2 separate regions of the Homo sapiens genome follow, and region 1 is linked to region 2. A link is a loop called in an ENCODE intact Hi-C map of the cell type or tissue named here. Cell type or tissue: mammary epithelial cell. All regions are shown on one strand. Each heading gives the region's core, and the rest is flanking DNA. Links, peaks and the distances in the headings are about the cores only. Region 1 overlaps PDGFC (platelet derived growth factor C). Region 2 overlaps PDGFC (platelet derived growth factor C).

The links. Hi-C counts contacts between places; a loop is a spot of excess contacts. Peaks named below come from ENCODE experiments on the same cell type or tissue, not always from the same donor. Only the 100,000 strongest peaks of a DNase experiment are listed, where the experiment ranks them.
Region 1: a loop joins it to region 2, with 6 times the contacts of the local background. A loop is called at or near these places in 3 of 110 quality-filtered maps.

The regions. Positions count from the first base shown.
Region 1 is chr4:156,793,850-156,802,949 of GRCh38, reverse strand. The region is part of intron 3 of PDGFC (platelet derived growth factor C); the gene reads left to right. Among named protein-coding and RNA genes, the nearest start is that of LINC02272, 160 kb to the right of the region's middle. RefSeq lists enhancers at 5,010-5,510, 7,889-8,058. In mammary epithelial cell, for the core only: a CTCF peak has its summit at 2,311; DNase peaks (open chromatin) are centred at 3,559 and 4,379; H3K27ac peaks cover 1,924 bases.
Region 2 is chr4:156,927,051-156,936,150 of GRCh38, reverse strand. The region is part of intron 1 of PDGFC (platelet derived growth factor C); the gene reads left to right. Among named protein-coding and RNA genes, the nearest start is that of PDGFC, 40 kb to the left of the region's middle. In mammary epithelial cell, for the core only: no CTCF peak of the experiment used is centred there; DNase peaks (open chromatin) are centred at 2,050, 4,670 and 6,230; H3K27ac peaks cover 5,395 bases.

The DNA of each region.
Region 1 (9,100 bases), core at 510-8,509, 130 kb after region 2:
TCCATGAATATACTGAGAAAATGGAGCATCAGAGATAAAATTTTTGCAGCCTTGCATAACTTAAAATGCTCTAAGTATTAACCCTCAAACTTAAATGAATTCTGATTAAGTCTAGAATTTAAGCTGGCCACTTAAAAGTTGATTGGACATTCTGTGCCTGTGGATGGGCTTGCCCACTATTGTCTTCACTGTACTGCGTGCTGGCTTAGTCAGTTTCTTCAAAACACTCTGATTCCTCTCATCTCTTTTCTAAGAGTATAAATACTGGTTACCAATGTTCTGAACTAGGAGCTGAGTTGATTAACACTGAGATATTTGGCATTGTATATATCTAATATATATGTTTTGTGTATGTAAAATGTATATGTGTGTGTGTGTGTGTGTGTGTGTGTGTATGTGTGTGTATGTTTCTACTCTACCTTCTCCATACCCTCAACTCTGCTTGGGTTTTCCACAGAACGAATCTGAACTGTCTTCTGCCAAGAGGAAAGCAGATTTGGGGTATCTGGCAATTTCATTAACAGATTTTTAGTCATTCTTTTATTGTTCCTTTATGTATATTTAATTGCTTCTTGTCTATGCCCCTGCCAAATTTTGCAAAGCCCACCAATCCAATGACGACACATCCAACTCCTTTTTAGTTTTCAGAATTTTATTGCTGTTGACTCCTTTCTGACTTTCTTTGGCCTTAAGGGTGTAAGCCAAAAAGTATGTGAGACTGATCTCAATCAATTTAGAAGTTTATGTTGCCAAAGTTAACGATATACCCAGAAGAAAACAACACAGAATCATCAAAACAGTCTGTGGCCCATGCCTTTCTCCAACGATGAATTTGAGGGCTTCAGTATTTAAAGGGGAAAGGTGGGCTAGAGGGGAAAGAGGGAGTATATAGTAACCACATGTTGCAAGAAAAAAGGGGCAGGTAGGAAAATAGACAATTATGTATTTGTCTCGGGCTCACTAATTTGGCTTTTTGTGTAACATAAGGTGAACATAGAGTAGCTAGCTACCTGTGAAGATATTTAACCTTTTATCTGTCGCTGTCTACTTAGGAACAAAAGGAAAAGCAGTGTCTTGTATGACTGAGGTTTCAGCTTAATTTTTTGCTTTTAGCATAATGAATTGGGGTTCTGAGTTTTTATTTTCCTTTCACAAGTGATTATGCATTTTACAGACACCTTTAGAATTAATAATTTCAGGAGAGAACAGAGCCACAATTACCATTTTTGCATTCTTTCTTTATTAGTGGAATTCATATATTGATGTGCATATTAAAGATTGACTTTATATTTGATTAATAAAATATTCAAAACACTGCAGAAGTATATTAAGGACATAGTATGTGCCAAGTGCCATGCTCTATAAATGGCTTCCAAGGAAGAACTCTCCATTTCCCTCCCATGCCAGATAAAATAACCCCTAGTAGGAGACGCTTTGCATGATTATCCTAATATTGTGTTTACTTTTTATATGCAAGAAAGGCATATGTAGAGGTTGGTACTGTCACCCTCCAGGGGGCTCTTTTTGTCAAGTGCCCAGATACAGCTGATTTATCAAGACAGGGGAATTGCAATGGAGATAGAGTTTAATGCACATAGAGCCAGCTAAACAGGAGGCTGGAGCTTTATTATTACTCAAATCAGCCTCCCCAAAATTCAGAGGCTAGGGTTTTTCAAGGATAGTTTGGCAGGCAAGGGAATGGGTGCTGCTGACTGGCTATGGATGCAGTCATAGGGGCATGGAAATCGGTCCTTTTACCCTGACTCTGCTTCTGGGTGGGGGCCACAGGACCTGTTAAGAGTCTGAGTGGAGCTATTGGTCATCAGAAATGCAAACGTCTGGAAGGACATCCAAAAGACCAATCTTAAGTTCTACAATAGTGATGCTATCTGCAAGAGTAACTGGGGAAGTTGCAAATATTTTGACCTTGGGAATAATGGCTCATAATCCTTTACTTCTACACCTTAACAAAGTTCAGGCTTCTCTCATCCTCCTAACCTCATAGTGTTTCATTCATTTTACAGTGACAGTTGAGTTTGGGGAAAGGTGTATTAAAACTTAAGCTGTAAACTAAATTTCTCCCAAAGTTAGCTTTGTCTAGGAATGACTAAGGGCAGTTTGGAAGTTAAAGGCAAGATGAGGGTTGATTAAATCAGAGCCCTTTCACTGTCATAATCTTCTCACAGTTACAATTTTTGTAGACAGTTTCAATATTGATGAGCTATTTAGCATGTCTTGAACTCTGTTATAACATTAATGTAATGTCTAGTTGTATCCACTAGGATGCCAACCCTGCTTCATTCATAATAACGTGGCAAGTGTCACCAAATGACTTACCATATGATCCACACATTTGAGAAAATGCTACTCTCATCAGTATTCTCATAAATAATCAACAATTTGCCTATTTTAGTAATGCTGTTAATATATTTAAATGCTTTGAACATTAAAACTAGAGCTTTTAAAATTTTACATATCTCTCTAATTCAGATGATATAATTGTATTTTTATTTACTTAATATTACTTTGAAATCACATGAATCTGATTTTGTATATAACTTTCCATTTTTATGTCCTCTGATAATCTTAGAACAAAGCTAAAAGATAAGTATGATTAGTGTTATATATTTCTAAAGATGTTAATTTTGAAAGGCTCATATATTTTAAGCTTTTGGAAAGAAAATGCTTAATTGTATCAATTTGAAAATACTTGAGTCAGGCAAAAGAGAATGAACATAGATTAAAATAAGTGTGCCTTATGGTGGTTTTAAAAAATATATTATTTAATCCCCATATTGAAATATTACTACCATTTTGTAGATTAAAACTCAACATATATAGAGTGAAGAGAGTTCTCTTTAAAATCAGACTGCCTCTTGACTGGTTTGGAAAATAGGAGAAAGATCATTGAGAAAGAAACAAAAATTTAAGATCTCTTCTGACCATTTTTGTTTTCCTATTAAAACACCTGTATGCTATTCCTGTTGATTATGATGTCATGGATACTTTGGTAACTTTGAAAAAATGGTGAACTAATTAGAATTTACCAATTTTTTTTAGTAGTGACAATGGTGATAAATATTGAGGGTTAAACTGTAGTGTCTCCACACGGTAATCTATAAAATTCAAATCCAAACAAGAAGCTTTTTTAAAAAAATGTCACCTGGAGTCTAAGAAAAAGTAAAAATATGAATGCAGTCAATATTTTTCTTATCAGTCATATTTCATCAATATTAGCAAAATTACCCAGTTCCATGATGTATCTTAGCAATCTTGTCAGTGCCAAATTTTTCAGAACTGTATTCTTATAGAACCTTGTAAGGCTAAAATTTAGCTAAGAAATAGGAGAATAAAATTGGAAAGCAAGTATTTCTAGTGAATAGGCTGTCTTCTATTAAACACCTCAGAATGTGTCACTCTGGTATGCAAAAGACTCAGAGCATTTTTAGTTTGAAATTATGCAATCTGTGCACAGTATTTGAAATATAGGCACTCCTACAGTAAGTTTGGAGGAGAAAACACAAATCTAAGGACTAATACAATTTTTTTTTCGGCTTTTTGCAATGTGACCACATGTAGGCCACCAAAGGCCTCAGAAAACTGAGGGGGGAATTTCCAAGATGTCTTTGTGTCTTGGCCCCAGGGCAAAGGTCCTGTGTCTGCATAGATGTTACCACTCTAGTTAAGTCAGGTTTTGTGTAAGTGTGAATAAAAGCCATTATGGAAATACCTGGCTGATGCCTTTCCTTGTGCTTCTTCACCACAAGTAATTATTCAGGCAAGAGATCAAGGCTGTCATCTCTTGCTTTAAAGGAGTACATGAATTATCTTAGGTTCTTCCAAGGCAGATTGCTTAAGAAAGCTAAAGTTTATACTAAAAATTTTGTTTTATGGGAAAATAATAGGAAAGACATTGAGGTAGCAATTATCTAAGACTCTAACATAAAATCTGAGGTAGGCATTGGACATAAACGTAGGAGGCTCCAAATCAGCCCAGGCAGCTTCCAATACCTCCTCTGAAATTGGGTTTTTAAATTTGTGTAGCATTGCTAAAGAGGAAGTGCCTTTTTTTCCAGTGGAATAACATTCTGATAGAGTTGAATTTTAAAAGGGCACTTTTCTGCTGGGTACAAGTTAATGAAATAGCATTAAGTGTAATTAGTTTTTTTAGAGAAAGAAATATGCAAGCACTGAATTGTTAGAGAGACAGAGAAACACTGCATGCCAAAACTTGACTTTCAATACCTGAGTGAGGAGGTATTAAAATATATGACACATCCTTTGGATGAGATTCTTGAGAAGCCATCTCAAGCTTTCTGACACCAATATTTTCCTTTCTTTTTGGAATATGATGAGTGATGTTTTGTGGTATCCTAATCCTATTACTGATAAAAGTAATATGAAGAACTCTCACTTCTACCCAGGCCTACAGTGTTTTGTTTTGTGTTAAAGTCAGGGGAATTCTAATAGGATTCCCAATTACGTAAAAGAGGTTCACTTGCCATTCACTGTTTCCTCTACCTTGCTACAGTCTTTATTTGGCATTAAGAGCAATGGCATAATTTCATGTCACTGAGCAATTTGCAGATTTTAACTCTCTGAAAGGTCATAGAGGCTTTTGGTGTGATCTTAGACCTTGCTGTTGTGATGCCCTTTGCATCTGATTTTTACTTCTCTTAAATGAGGTTTAGCCTAAAGCTGCCTCTTTAAGGTTTTTGTTGTTGTTGTTTTGTTTTTGTTTTGTTTTGTTTTGTTTTTGTGACGGAGTCTCGCTCTGTCGCCCAAGCTGGAGTGCAGTGTTGCAATCTCGGCTCACTGCAACCTTCGCCTCCCGTGTTCAAGTGATTCTCCTGCCTCAGCCTCCCGAGTAGCCGGGATTACAGGCGCCCGCCACCATGCCTGGCTAATTTTTTTGTATTTTTGGTAGAGACAGGGTTTTACCATGTTGGCCGGGCTGGTCTCGAATTCCTGACCTCAAGTGATCCACCCACCTGGGCCTCCCTAAATGCTAGAATTACTGGCGTGAGGCACCGCGCCTGGTCTCCTCAAGTATTTTAATGTCGGTCTAAAGGTTTCTTCTTACATAATGAACTGTAACCTAACTAGATGTGTAAACAGACTGTAATCTACTCTTGTAAGGAGTAGCCCAGTCTCAGCCAATCACAGCAGCCGTACTTCAACCGCTCGCAGGTGACCAACTCCAAGCTTGTCCAACCCATGGCTCGCGGGCCCCATGTGGCCCAGGACGGCTTTCAATGCCGTCTAACACAAACTTGGAAACTTCCTTAAAACATTATGAGATTTTATTTTTGTGATTTTACTTTATTTCATTATTGTAGCTCATCAGCTATCGTTGGTGTTTATTGTATTTAATGTGTGGCCCAAGAAAGTTCTTCTTCTTCCAGTGTGGGACAGGGAAGCCAAAAGATTTGACATCCCTGGAACTTTAAACCATGTTCAAATGCAGAGCTGTGACCAATCCAGCTGTTTCTGTACCTCACTTCTGTTTTTTGCGTATCACTTTCCTTTTTCTGTCTTTAAATTCTGTCAGATCACCTGACAGTGCTGGAGTTGCTCTGAACCTATTCTGGTTGAAGTGGGGTGTGGGCGAGGGGTGAGTGTGCTCCTTAATTCACAAGTATTTTTTTGCTCAATTAAGCTCTGTTAAATTTAATTGTCTGAAGTTTTTCTTTTTTTTTTCTTTTTTTTTTTTAGACTGATTGTCGCTCTGTCGCACAGGGTGGAGTGCAGTGGCGCGATCTCTGCTCACTGTAAGCTCTGCCTCCCAGGTTCATGCCATTCTCCTGCCTCAGCCTCCCAAGTAGCTGGGACTACAGGCAGCCGCCACCACTCCTAGCTAATCTTTTCGTATTTTTAGTAGAGATGGGGTTTCACCGTGTTAGCCAAGATGGTCTCAATCTCCTCACCTCATGATCCGCTCTGCTCGGCCTCTCAAAGTGCTGGGATTACAGGCGTGAGCCACCACACCTGGCATTTTTCTTTTAATACTTTCTTCTTTGTCTTGCAAGGTTGTAGCAAATTGTGACTTTGCTTAAAGTAAGCATTCATTTGACTTAGAGTTATATGTAATTTTCTATAAGTTTATATTAAGTTGATTTAAAAAACCAACAGCCTATCCATAGTAATAATGATAGTATGCATCATTTCTCGAATACTTACTATTATATTGGGTTCCTGCTGTAAGTCATCTCATTTATTCTTTTCAGTAACTCTATGCTAAATCATCACCATTTTGCCTAAAAGGAAGTACACTCAGAGAATACAGCTTGGCTGAGGTTCAGAGAAAATAAATGGGAAAAATTATAGTGAAATCCATAATTTCAACTACAGCACAATGCCTCCCAACCAATATTGCTTGAAAAGAACTTACTTAAGTTTTATTTTGAGATAATTGTAAATTGACACCTTTTGTAAAAAAAAAAAAAAAAAAAAAAAAATACAAAGTGGTCCTGTATACTGTCCGCCTAATTTTCCCCAAGGATAACATCTTGCATGAATATATAATAGTATACCACAACCTGGAAACAGACATTGATACTTGGTACAATTCACCAAACTCAATAGGAAATTATGAATAAATAAAAATATAAAACACTATGGGGGTACTAAATAAAAATATTATATAAAAAGATATCATTTATAAGTTAAAAAATGTTTGATTAGTGCATAGTTTTAAAAATGGCTCAATCAAGAGTATCAAGAAGGAGGGTATAATTTTGTATCACTAAATGGCTTTAGAATATTAACTTGGGTAAGGAGGAAAACTTTTTTTCTGAAGTAGGTGATTTTATAATCTTTATCTAAAACTCTGCAGTGTGGTGCAGAACCATCATTGCAGCTTGGAGCACAACATCTATCATAGATTAAAGATTACAAAGTCAAAAATAATACCACAAATCACTCCTCTTGATGTGGGATTCAGAGTAAACGTGTGAAACATAAATAGTCACTATAAATAAATCCATGAATGAGGCTCTGCTGCCTCCACGACAGAGATTAATGAAGTTTTAGGATACTAAGAGCTCAAGATATAATCTACAGCTTTAAACTGATGTCAAGATTCAGAACTGATTGCTTTAAAAGCCCTTCATTTTTCTAGAAAAGATTGATGACTGTAGTGCAGCTAAATCTCTCCCATGCAAAATTTATGTAATTTGGTTCCAACAGGTATCTTATATGGTAGTTTTACATATTAAATTTAACTATACAATATGTAAAAGTTAAACTGTTTTCAAAGCAGTCCACATTAACACATGATATTTTCAAAGTATTTCTTAATTTTAGAATTCATTGGAAGTCTGCTCATGAACATATTTGGGGTTTGTAGCTGGACCATTAGTTAACTTGAGTAGTTCAGGTGGAGAATCATAAAAATTATGTACATATTGGTAAACATTTAATTTTAATTTTACCACTCATCATTTAGGGCCTGTACTTTTTTTTTAAACAGGGATTTGCCAACTGGAGTTGTGTTGTATTTCTTCCAAAAATTATAGCCACAATGCCTCAATTATGACTTTCAGTTTGGTTTTCTTTGAGTTAAATTGAAAACTTAAAGATACCTTTTAATGCAATCTAAGCTCAGAAATCCTCCATGATTTTATGAGGCTTTCCTTCCTGTATTTCACAGTTATCTCTCTCATACCTGACTTAACAGCAGTTTTTTATAGTAACTCATTTTATATGGAGTCCTTCCAAGGCATTCGTCTAAATTTTCAAAGAAGCAATAACTCATATTTAATTGGGTTACATAATATTTGAATAACTTAGTAATTAAAACAACAGGTGCTAGTGATATAAATACTTTTGGGAACAAATACAAGTGTCTCTTGGTAAGTGTAAGATTTAACTGCTGGAAACAGAAAGGATGCCAGTAAGCAGTAGTGTTCAGTGAGTTGTCAGTGTCAACAGTCAGTATGCTTCACATGCATAGGAGAAGTGGTTAAACCAGGTCAGCGATGGCAATAGCTGCTGTCCTTTGTCCTTTGTTCTGTTTCCATCTTGATACTGCATGATATGTCATTGGAAAATCGTAAATTAAATGCATGCGGTCAATAGAGAGGTGATTGGTAACGTGTCTTGGTATATATATATCCAAGTAGCTAGTAATATGCTTGACAAAATGTTGATATTTAATATATTTTTGTTCTCTTCCATGATTTTTTTCTATAATTAGCTTCACTAGTTTTCAAGCTATTTTTCTATGTAGTTGCAGGCTTCTTTGAGTTTGAAGGAGTGAGTGTTCTACTAGAATGATACCCTTTAATAGAATTCCAGATGAAGGTATATAAATAGATATTTTTATCTTATTAATAAAAAGCAAAAGGTCTTGTAAAAAATATTACTCACCAAAGTAAAGGAAAAGCAGAGTTTCCTTTTCTTCCTGTCTTCCTTCCTCCCTCCCTTCTTTTTTCTTCCTTCTTCTCTTTCATTCTTATTTTTCTTTCTCTTCTTAAATGCTTCCCTATCTTAAGCTACTTCTTGGTTTGTGTTACTTTGAAAGCTAATATTTCAAAATTTTGTCCAGATTTCCCTACTCTAATGCTTCTTTAGGAAAGAGGCAAACTTTTTTGTTTTTAAATTCTTCTGTAAGTTAAAACAACTCCTTAGTTAAAATCACACATTCTATTTTCTAATATATACCATGCTCTTCCAATATAGAGCATGTCCTGATTTAAGGAGAAAGATGGTTGAATGTGTAAGCTGTAAGCAGCTAAGCTGCTTCAGCTTTCCCAGTGTGTCAGCAACGCCAGGGCTATGAAAAGATCAAGCTGAAGAAACACGGTTTAAAGTTATCTCAGGTTTATTTTCCTTACAAGCTGCCATAATCCACACATAGTGCGCAGTCAAAGGTGCTGGAATAGGACAATGTTTTATGATACAAATTATATCATCCATGTTAACAGTAGTACTTACTCTTCTAAGACCTTGGATGCTACTAAGGTATTAGTAGCTCCTCAGTTACTGACCTTAACCAAGATCCTTTACTGAATCTCACTGCAAGGGTGTTGTGTTCTTATAACCTTGAGTGCTTCACATTTGGCTTGAATTCCCATCCTACCATGAATCTACCTATATA
Region 2 (9,100 bases), core at 779-8,778:
ATGGGAAGTCACAGAGCTAGCAAGTAGCAAGGTGTTTTTAGTATTTTCTGACACCAACCAAAGAGAGTGCTTATTTATATTTTAATATTAATCTCCAATGACCATAACAGGAAGAGGAAAGATACTGATTTGTAATTACAACTTCACATGTATTTTCGTTCTAGCAATTGTCAGGTTTTTTCCTCCCCTGTCTATGACCCCTAAATAGTCAGTATATAGATTTTATAAAATGTGTACTTGACATTTTAATTTCCTTGAGGGCAGGGACCTTGTATAATTTTGTATTCATGTTGTTTAACACAAGATCTAGCATATACAGTGTAGTCTCATTTTTCATGGTATTGATGGTCTGTAAAGCCATTGCAAACACTAAATTAATGAATAATGAACTGTTGCTGCTATGGCTCTTACAAGATTAGGTTCCTGCGAGTTCCTGGTCACAACATATTCGTCAGCTGATCAATACAAACCTTATTTTATGTGTGTTTCTGTATAAAGACATCTTATTTAATATATAGTCATGTGCTGCATAACCATGTTTTGGTCAATGATGGACCACATATATGACAGTGGTCTCATCAGATTTTAATGGAGCTGAAAAATTCCTATCCCTTAGTGAGGTTGTAGCTGTTGTAATGTTGTAGTGCAGTGTATTACTCACATGTTTGTGGTGATGCTGGTGGAAACAAACCTCCTGCACTGCCAGCCCTGTAAAAGTGTAGGACATAACATTATGTATAGTGCATAATACTTGATAAAGATAATGAATGACTGTGTTACTGATTTTTGTATTTGCTATACTATTTATTATTTTAGAGTATATTCCTATTACTCATATTTAAAAAGTTAACTGTAAGTCAGACATGGTGGCTCACGCCTGTAATGGCAGCACTTAGGGAGGCCAAGGCGGGCAGGTCATGAGGTCAAGAGATCGAGACCATCCTGGCCAACATGGTGAAACCCCGTCTGTATGAAAAATACAAAAATTAGTTGGGCGTGGTGGTGCACGCCTGTAGTCCCAGCCACTCGGGAGGCTGAGGAAGGAGAGAATCGCTTGAACCCAGGAAGCAGAGGTTGCAGTGAGCCGAGATCATGCCACTGCACTCCATCCTGGGGACAGAGCGAGACTCCATCTGAAAAACAAACAAACAAAACAAAACAAAAAAACGTTAACTGTAAGAAAGCCTCAGGTATGTTTTTAGGACAGATTCCAGAAGAAGGCATTATTATCATAGGAGATGACATGTCCATGCCTATTATTGCCCCTGAAAACCTTCCAGTGGGATAAAATATAGAGGTGGAAGACAGTGATATTGATGGTCCTGATCCTGTGAAGGCCTTGGCTAATGGGTGTGTTTGTCTCTTCTGTTTTTCATTAACAAAGTTTAAAGGTAAAACAAAATAAAAAAAATTTAAAATTAGAAACAAGCACATAGAATATGGATATAAAGAAAGAAAATACTTTTGTGTAGTTGTGCAATGTGTATTTTAAACTAAATGTTATTGCAAAAGAGTCAAGTTAAAAAATTTAAAAAGTTTATAAAGTAAAAAGTTACAGTAAGCTAAGGCTAGTATATTATGTAAGAAAGTAAAATATTTAACAAATATATTTAGTGTAGCATAAGCATTTAGCCTTTATAAATTCTACAAAAGTGTACAGTAATGTGCTAGGCCTGAAAATCACTCACCACTCACTCACTGACTCACTGAGAGCAACTACCGGTCCTGTAAACTCTGTTCATGGTAGGAACTCTATACAGGTGTACCATTTTAAATCTTTTATATTGTATTTTTGCTGTACCTTTTCTATGTTTAGATATATAATACTTACCGTTGTATTACAATTGTCTACAGTTTTCAGTACAATAACATGCTTGACAGGTTTGTAGTCTGGGAGCAGTAGGCTGTACTACGTAGCCTACGTGTGCAATAGGCCATACCATTTAGGTTTGTTTAAGCATGCTCTATGATGTTAGCACAATGACAAAATCGCCTAAAGACACATTTCTCAGAATATATCCCAGTTGTTAAGTGACTCATGACTGTATATTGGTGATTCATTAACATTAAGCACAAGGCACTATAATTCATGCCTGAAGGAAGCTTATCTAACACACATATTTTCTCTGTAAAGTCATGTGTTAGTTCATTTTCACACTGCTGTTAATATAAAGAACTACCTGAGACTGGGTAATTTATAAAGGAGGGAGATTTAATTGACTCACAGTTCCACATGGCTGGGGAGGCCTTGGGAAACTTACAATTGTGGCAGAAAACAAAAGGTGAAAGGTGAAGAGGAAGCAAGGCACGTCTTACATGGTGGTAGGAGAGAGAGAGGCGGGGAAAGTGCTACACTTTTAAACCATCAGGTCTTGGGAGAACTCATTCTCTATCACAAGAACAACATGAGGGAAAATGCTCTTATGATCCAGTCACCTCCCACTAGGTCCCTCCCTTGATATGTGGGGATTACAATTTGAGATAAGATTTGGGTGGGGACACAGAGCCAAACCATATCAAGGCACATCATAGCCTTGTGTCAAGGAACACTAGACAGCACTTCAGCACTATGCTTTGGGAAATTTTAAACAGCAAAATTACCAAATAATAGCAAAAAATTGAGAACAACCTAGCACTAAATATGCTGCAGAAAGGATGCTTGTTTACAGTTTGGGAGTTGGAACAAGAAGGCAGAGCATATCTTTGCTCCACCTCAGCTGTGAACAGCATCATCTTGGGTGACTTAAAGTTTTGTGTTGCTCTGTGTCTGTGCATGTCTGCCAACGACCACAAAAGATGCCGTGTATTGATTTTGGGGTTGCAAATTAATTGTAGCCAGTAGGTGAATTCACCAATATGGAATCTACAAATAGTAAGGATCTACTGTAGTTAAGTTTGGATATCTTATTAAATATATAAGCAGCATTTCATTTCACTTTATGACAAGAACATACAGCTAATAGCTAGTGATATCTACTGTGGGACTGCATTTCATTAGATTTCCTTCATTTAGGTCTTTAAAGAACCCTATGAATTAGCTGACTTTCTTGTACAGGTGAGGCAACCCCGATTCAGAGAAGGCATGGGATTTGCCCAAGGTCTGGCAGGTAGGGAGCGGCAGAGACTAGGTTCTCAACAGACAAGCCTGCCTCTACCATGTGATGATGATTAACTTTCATCCCATACTTTTGTTTACTTCACTCTTTGTGTGTGTGTGTTTGTGTGTGTGTGTTAGAAACTTCTTTTTTTTTTTAATTATACCTTAAGTTTTAGGGTACATGTGCACAACGTGCAGGTTAGTTACATATGTATACATGTGCCATGTTGGTGTGCTGCACCCATTAACTCGTCATTTATCATTAGATATATCTCCTAATGCTATCCCTCCCCCCTCCCCCCACCCCACAACAGGCCCCGGTGTGTGATGTTCCCCTTCCTGTGTCCGTGTGTTCTCATTGTTCAATTCCCACCTGTGAGTGAGAACATGCTGTGTTTGGTTTTTTGTCCTTGAGATAGTTTGCTGAGAATGATGGTTTCCAGCTTCATCCATGTCCCTACAAAGGACATGAACTCATCATTTTTTATGGCTGCATAGTATTCCATGGTATATATGTGCCACATTTTCTTAATCCAGTCTATCATTGTTGTACATTTGGGTTGGTTCCAAGTCTTTGCTATTGTGAATAGTGCCACAATAAACACATGTGTGCATGTGTCTTTATAGCAGCATGATTTATAATCCTTTGGGTATATACCCAGTAATGGGATGGCTGGGTCAAATGGTATTTCTAGTTCTCCATGCTCACGGGTAGGAAGAATCAATATCGTGAAAATGGCCTTACTTCACTCTTTGAACACAAACAGAGTGTGTTGTTCCTGAGTTTATACTTCCTTTAACTACATAAAGTGAATATTATGCTTGCTTTGATTGCTGAAAGGTAAACTCAAGTGTATTCACTTAGAAAATTAAAAAAAAATCCCTTAAAAGTGTAAATTGTAGGAAATGTGAAGGTGAATTAGACTCCTGATCAAAACAGAGCACATTAAATGTTCTTAATAATAGATTAAATTAGCATTACATTAGTAAGTAAATATCCATCTCTTACCTCTTTTGTTTATATATTTTCTAAAACTTTGAGCTATTTTTACCTCAAATCATATACTATAAATGTCAGGGTTAGTATTGCAGATGCTCTTTAAATGTTGCTGTAATATATTTCTTATGAGTAATGTATAGAACAATTTTCAAAAGAAAGAAGTCTTTAAAATAAAAAAGATAAAAGTACATTCCACTACCTAAGTTTTCTGTTCAACACATGTAGTTTAACAAAAAAAAAACTCCTATAAATGTAGTGTTTAAAATCCATGCAAAGATATGTTCCACTGTAAGTATAAACCATAATTCTGAATAAATATCTCCACTTCAGTTTAAGAGGATAGTTAACATAGCAAATGTCTGGGTGGTCCAAAGTTTCATGAAGCTTGAACATTCTAGGGAGTAGGGGCCAGTAAACTTAGTTTCTAATATTAACAGCCTTGCATTTGTCTATTGTCTTGGCCTTAGTTGTCCCAGCTCTAATAAACAGTTAAGGTGTGATGCTCTTGAAGATTACTGTGGGTTGTTTTTCTTGGATAGTTATGAAAGAGAATCACTGTTGACTCACCTCCCCCACAGGCCAGCTCTGTGATTGTCAAGTGTTCCAAAGCACATGCAATAACCGAAGACGTGAATGCAATCCTGGGTGACTTAAGCCTTCATGGATCTTTGACTATAATTTAAGTTTCCTTCCCAGTAGAAATATAATACTCTTTGTCCTGTAGCTTGGAGGCACTCTTAACAATCTTTTTATTGTCACTGTTATCTTTTCAGAAACTCTACATTAGCCTTCGGAAGGTAAGCCAAAAAAGTTTTAATAACAGGAAATACCTGCCATTTTACCCCTAATACAAAAGAATTCATGTTTATCAGTTTCAAGTTCTGGAAGGTCAGGATTCTGAGGCTGTCACGCCTTTTGCTTTCACAATTTTTTGTCAGTTTTGTCTATTCAGAATGATTTTACTGCATTCCACACTTGGCTGGCTACCCTCCATCCCCTCAGCCCCTACCTCCAACAATAGGTAGCAGGAAAAAGAAGTTAAAATACAGTTATGGGATTACTGGGCAGGGAAATTAAAACCAATAATAAGATGATAAGGGAAAGCAGGTGAGGCTGAATTTTATGTATAAACCTAGATTTATACATTTTAAACCTAAATTCTTTTATTTTTATTTTTATTTATTTTTTTGAGACAGAGTTTCACTCACCCAGGCTGGAGTGCAATGGCATGATCTTGGCTCACTGCAACCTCCGGCCTTCCTGGTTCAAGCGACCCTCCTGCCTCAGCCTCCCGAGTAGCTGGGATTACAGGCGTGCACCACCACTCCCAGCTAATTTTTGTTTTTTTAGTAGAGACAGGGTTTCACCATATTGGCCAGGCTGGTCTTGAACTCCTGACTTCAGGTTATCTGCCCACCTCGGCCTCCCAAAGTGCCGGGATTACAGGCGTGAGACGCTGCGCCCGGCCTAAACCTAGATTCTTAATAATTGTCTTGAGTATAAGGAGTCTTAACTTTATAATGGGATTTCATTTCTGTTTTCAATTACATAGTTGTTGTGGAGATGCCTTATTTAATAAAATGTCTTTTAAGGTAGTGTAAACAATTCATTCTCCACATTGGTCCCCGCCAAAAAATGTGATATTAGGATTTGCTAGCCTACAGATCCTACAGATTGATTAAGCTCAAAAATCTTATTGCAGTCTTTGGATATCCTTTCAGTTCCTCAGATTTGATGATGTTTGCCTGATTTTGCACATGCTCTTCCCACTGCCTGAAATTATTTTTACACAGGTCTGCCTGGAAAAATCATATAGCAATAACGACAAACTATATAGGATTTTGTGAATTAAATCTACTTTTGAACAAAAATCTCTTAAATGCAGATTTCTTAAAATCTGCTTACAATGTAGGCGAGTTACCCAGTATTCACACAATGGCATATAAGGGAGATGAAAATTAAAGTATGCTTTTAAGAAGTTAGAAACATGTAAGTCTAATGACAAATCAATCCAGTTAGTCAACCAGTTCATTTAGCTTAAATCCAGAATTGAATGGCAACCCATTTGGTGTTGTAACATCTGGCATATCACCATGTGTGACCCAAAGATTTTTTTTTTTAACATTTCTACTTGTGTGGGCCTTTGAGCAGGGCTGCACACTTCTCAGGACACTACAAGTTCTGGCCTGTCAACACAGGCATCTTGAAAGGACCATTTGAAAGTAGGAGAGGTAACTTGTGAAATCAAATATTTAAGAATGTTATCAACTATTTCTAATATCCATAAGTCACTAAAGGATAAATAGCCAGAGAATATTTTCCATTCTACTCTGCATAAAGATTGAGTGCTAGCTCCCTCTTTTCTTATTAGCTGACCTGAGTTAACCCTTACTGAACAGTAAATCATTCACTGAAGGAAGAAGAGGGGAAGAGGAAAGATTTTGTCTCTTTGGATAACTCTTTTGTGTTTTGGTATATTCCGGAAGGCTGTAAGAAGAGAGATTTCATGTGCAGATTCCATGGAGCAAAATGAGTTTTGTTTTTTTAAACGGAGAGTAGTTCTGTTTTTTTTATTGGCCTTTTTTTTTTTTTGCTACGAATGCTGATTTTATGAACTATGAAAATGGTCATTATAAGATATGCCACTTTTCTCCCTTTTATTTCCTTTCTCTTTTCTTCCCAACTAATATCTCACATAGATAGGTTGGGATATAGAATGCATTTTTGTTCTGTAATTTCTAAGGTTTGAACAGATACTGATAAAATTTCTTTACAAATATGTAGATACTTGAGTATTTGATTAAGACTTTTATTATTGTTGAGTCATTTCCCAAAAAGTTGACTGATTTGTATATTGTATCTTTTTGCTGGTTGCCATTTTGCACAATTTTTCTTTTAAAACTATTTCCAAATTGAGGTCTCAGTCTATTTCAGAGTATTTAAATAGCAAGGGTGTTACTGCTTCTTTGACTATTGCTCGCAGCTGACCCTCCTACATTGCCCCTTATAGATTCATGTATAGAGATTGTTTCTAAGTATTCCTTCTATTTGGAAGAGTTCATGCATACTCTTTATCATTTCTTTGACCGTTGTGTTTTATTATTTTGCTTAGCTCCCATGTAAGTACAATCGTGTATTGTTAACAGACAGTTCTCTTAAGAACCAACATCATAGAGATAAACAGTCCTTCAGTAACTATAAACTTTATTCTTAGGATAACCAATATGAGAAAAAGTGGAATCTCTTGTAAGCAATGTTTTCCAAAAGTCTATTATGGCTAAATTCTGTTCTTCAGGAGTTGTATACTAAACAGTCTTTAACACCATAAAAGGATATTTCTCATAGTCTCTTAAAAATGGTAAAAAGAAACTGAAGCAATGGATTTAAATTCAGGGATTTCTGGAGACAAGTATAGAGCGTGGATTGGGGTGCAATATCTCTTTGCAATCTATGCATCTTCCAGTCTCCTCCATTTGCCATTCAGGCCTCAGCCATTCTTCCTAGCAGCAAGTACCCGGGTATTTTACTGTTCAGCCAGCTGTTCTGAGCCTGTGTTTCACCTGTGCCTTACCCAGCCAGGTCTTTTTCATTTCTTTTATCCTGATGCAGTAGCTAGTAATCCCACGGTTACAGATCTAAGTGCAATGCGTGAATTTTCAATCTTTAAAGTTAAAATCAGGTAGAGCTGCAGTTCCAGCTACTTGCAAGGCTGGGGTGGGAGGATCTCTTGAGCCCAGGAGTTCAAGACCATCCTGGGCAACATAGCAAGACCCATCTCTTAAAAAAATCACATAGACGGATAGATAAATGGGTGCTATTAAATGACCTACTGACATGGTTTAGCTCTGTGTCCCCACCCAAATCTCATCTTGAATTGTGCTCCCATAATTCCTACGTGTTGTGGGAGGGACCTGGTGGGAAATAATTTAAATCATGGGGGCGGTTTCCCCCATACTGTTCTCATGGTAGTGAATAAGTCTCATGAAATCTGATGGTTTTATCGGGGTTTCCGCTTTTGTATCTTCCTAATTTTTCTCTTGCCACCACCATGTAAGGATTGCCTTTCACTTCCCACCATGATTCTGAGGCCTCCTCAGCCATGTGGAACTGTAAGTCTGATTAAACCTCTTTTTCTTCCCAGTCTTGAGTATGTCTTTATCAGCAGCATGAAAATGGACTAATATAGTAAATTGGTACCAGTAGAGTGGGGCACTGCTGAAAAGATACCCAAAAATGTGGAAGCGACTTTGGAACTGGGTAACAGGCAGAGATTGGAACAGTTTGGAGGGCTCAGAAGAAGGTAGGAAAATATGGCAAAGTTTGGGACTCCCTAGAGACTCATTGAATGGTTTGGCCAAAATGCTGATAGTGATATGGACAATGAAATCCAGGCTGAGGTGGTCTCAGATGGAGATGAGGAACTTGTTGGGAACTGGAGCAAAGGTGACTCTTGTTATGTTTTGGCAGAGACTGAAGCATTTTGCCCCTGCCTTAGAGATTCGTGCAACTTTGAACTTGAGAGAGATGATTCAGGGTATCTTGTGGAAGAAATTTCTAAGCAGCAAAGCATTCAAGAGGTGACCTGGCTGCTGTTAAAAGCATTCAATTTTAAAAGGAAAACAGAGCATTAAAGTTGTGAAAATTTGCAGCCAGACAATGCAATAGAAAAGAAAAACCCATTTTTGAGGAGGAATTCAAGCTGACTACAGAAATTTGCATAAGTAACAAGCAGCCCGATGTTAACCTTAAGACAATGGGAAAAATGTCTCCAGGGCATGTCATAGGTCTTCATGGCAGCCCCTCCCATCACAGACCTGGAAACCTAGGAGGAAAAAATGGTTTCCTGGGCCAGGCCCAGCGTCTCTCTGCTGTGTGCAGCCTAGGGACTTGGTGCCCTGCTCTCCAGCCACTCGGGCCACTGCTAAAAGGGGCCAAGGTTCAGCTTGTCCCATGGTTTCAGAAGGTGCAGTCCCTAAACCTTGCAGCTTCCACATGGTTTTGTG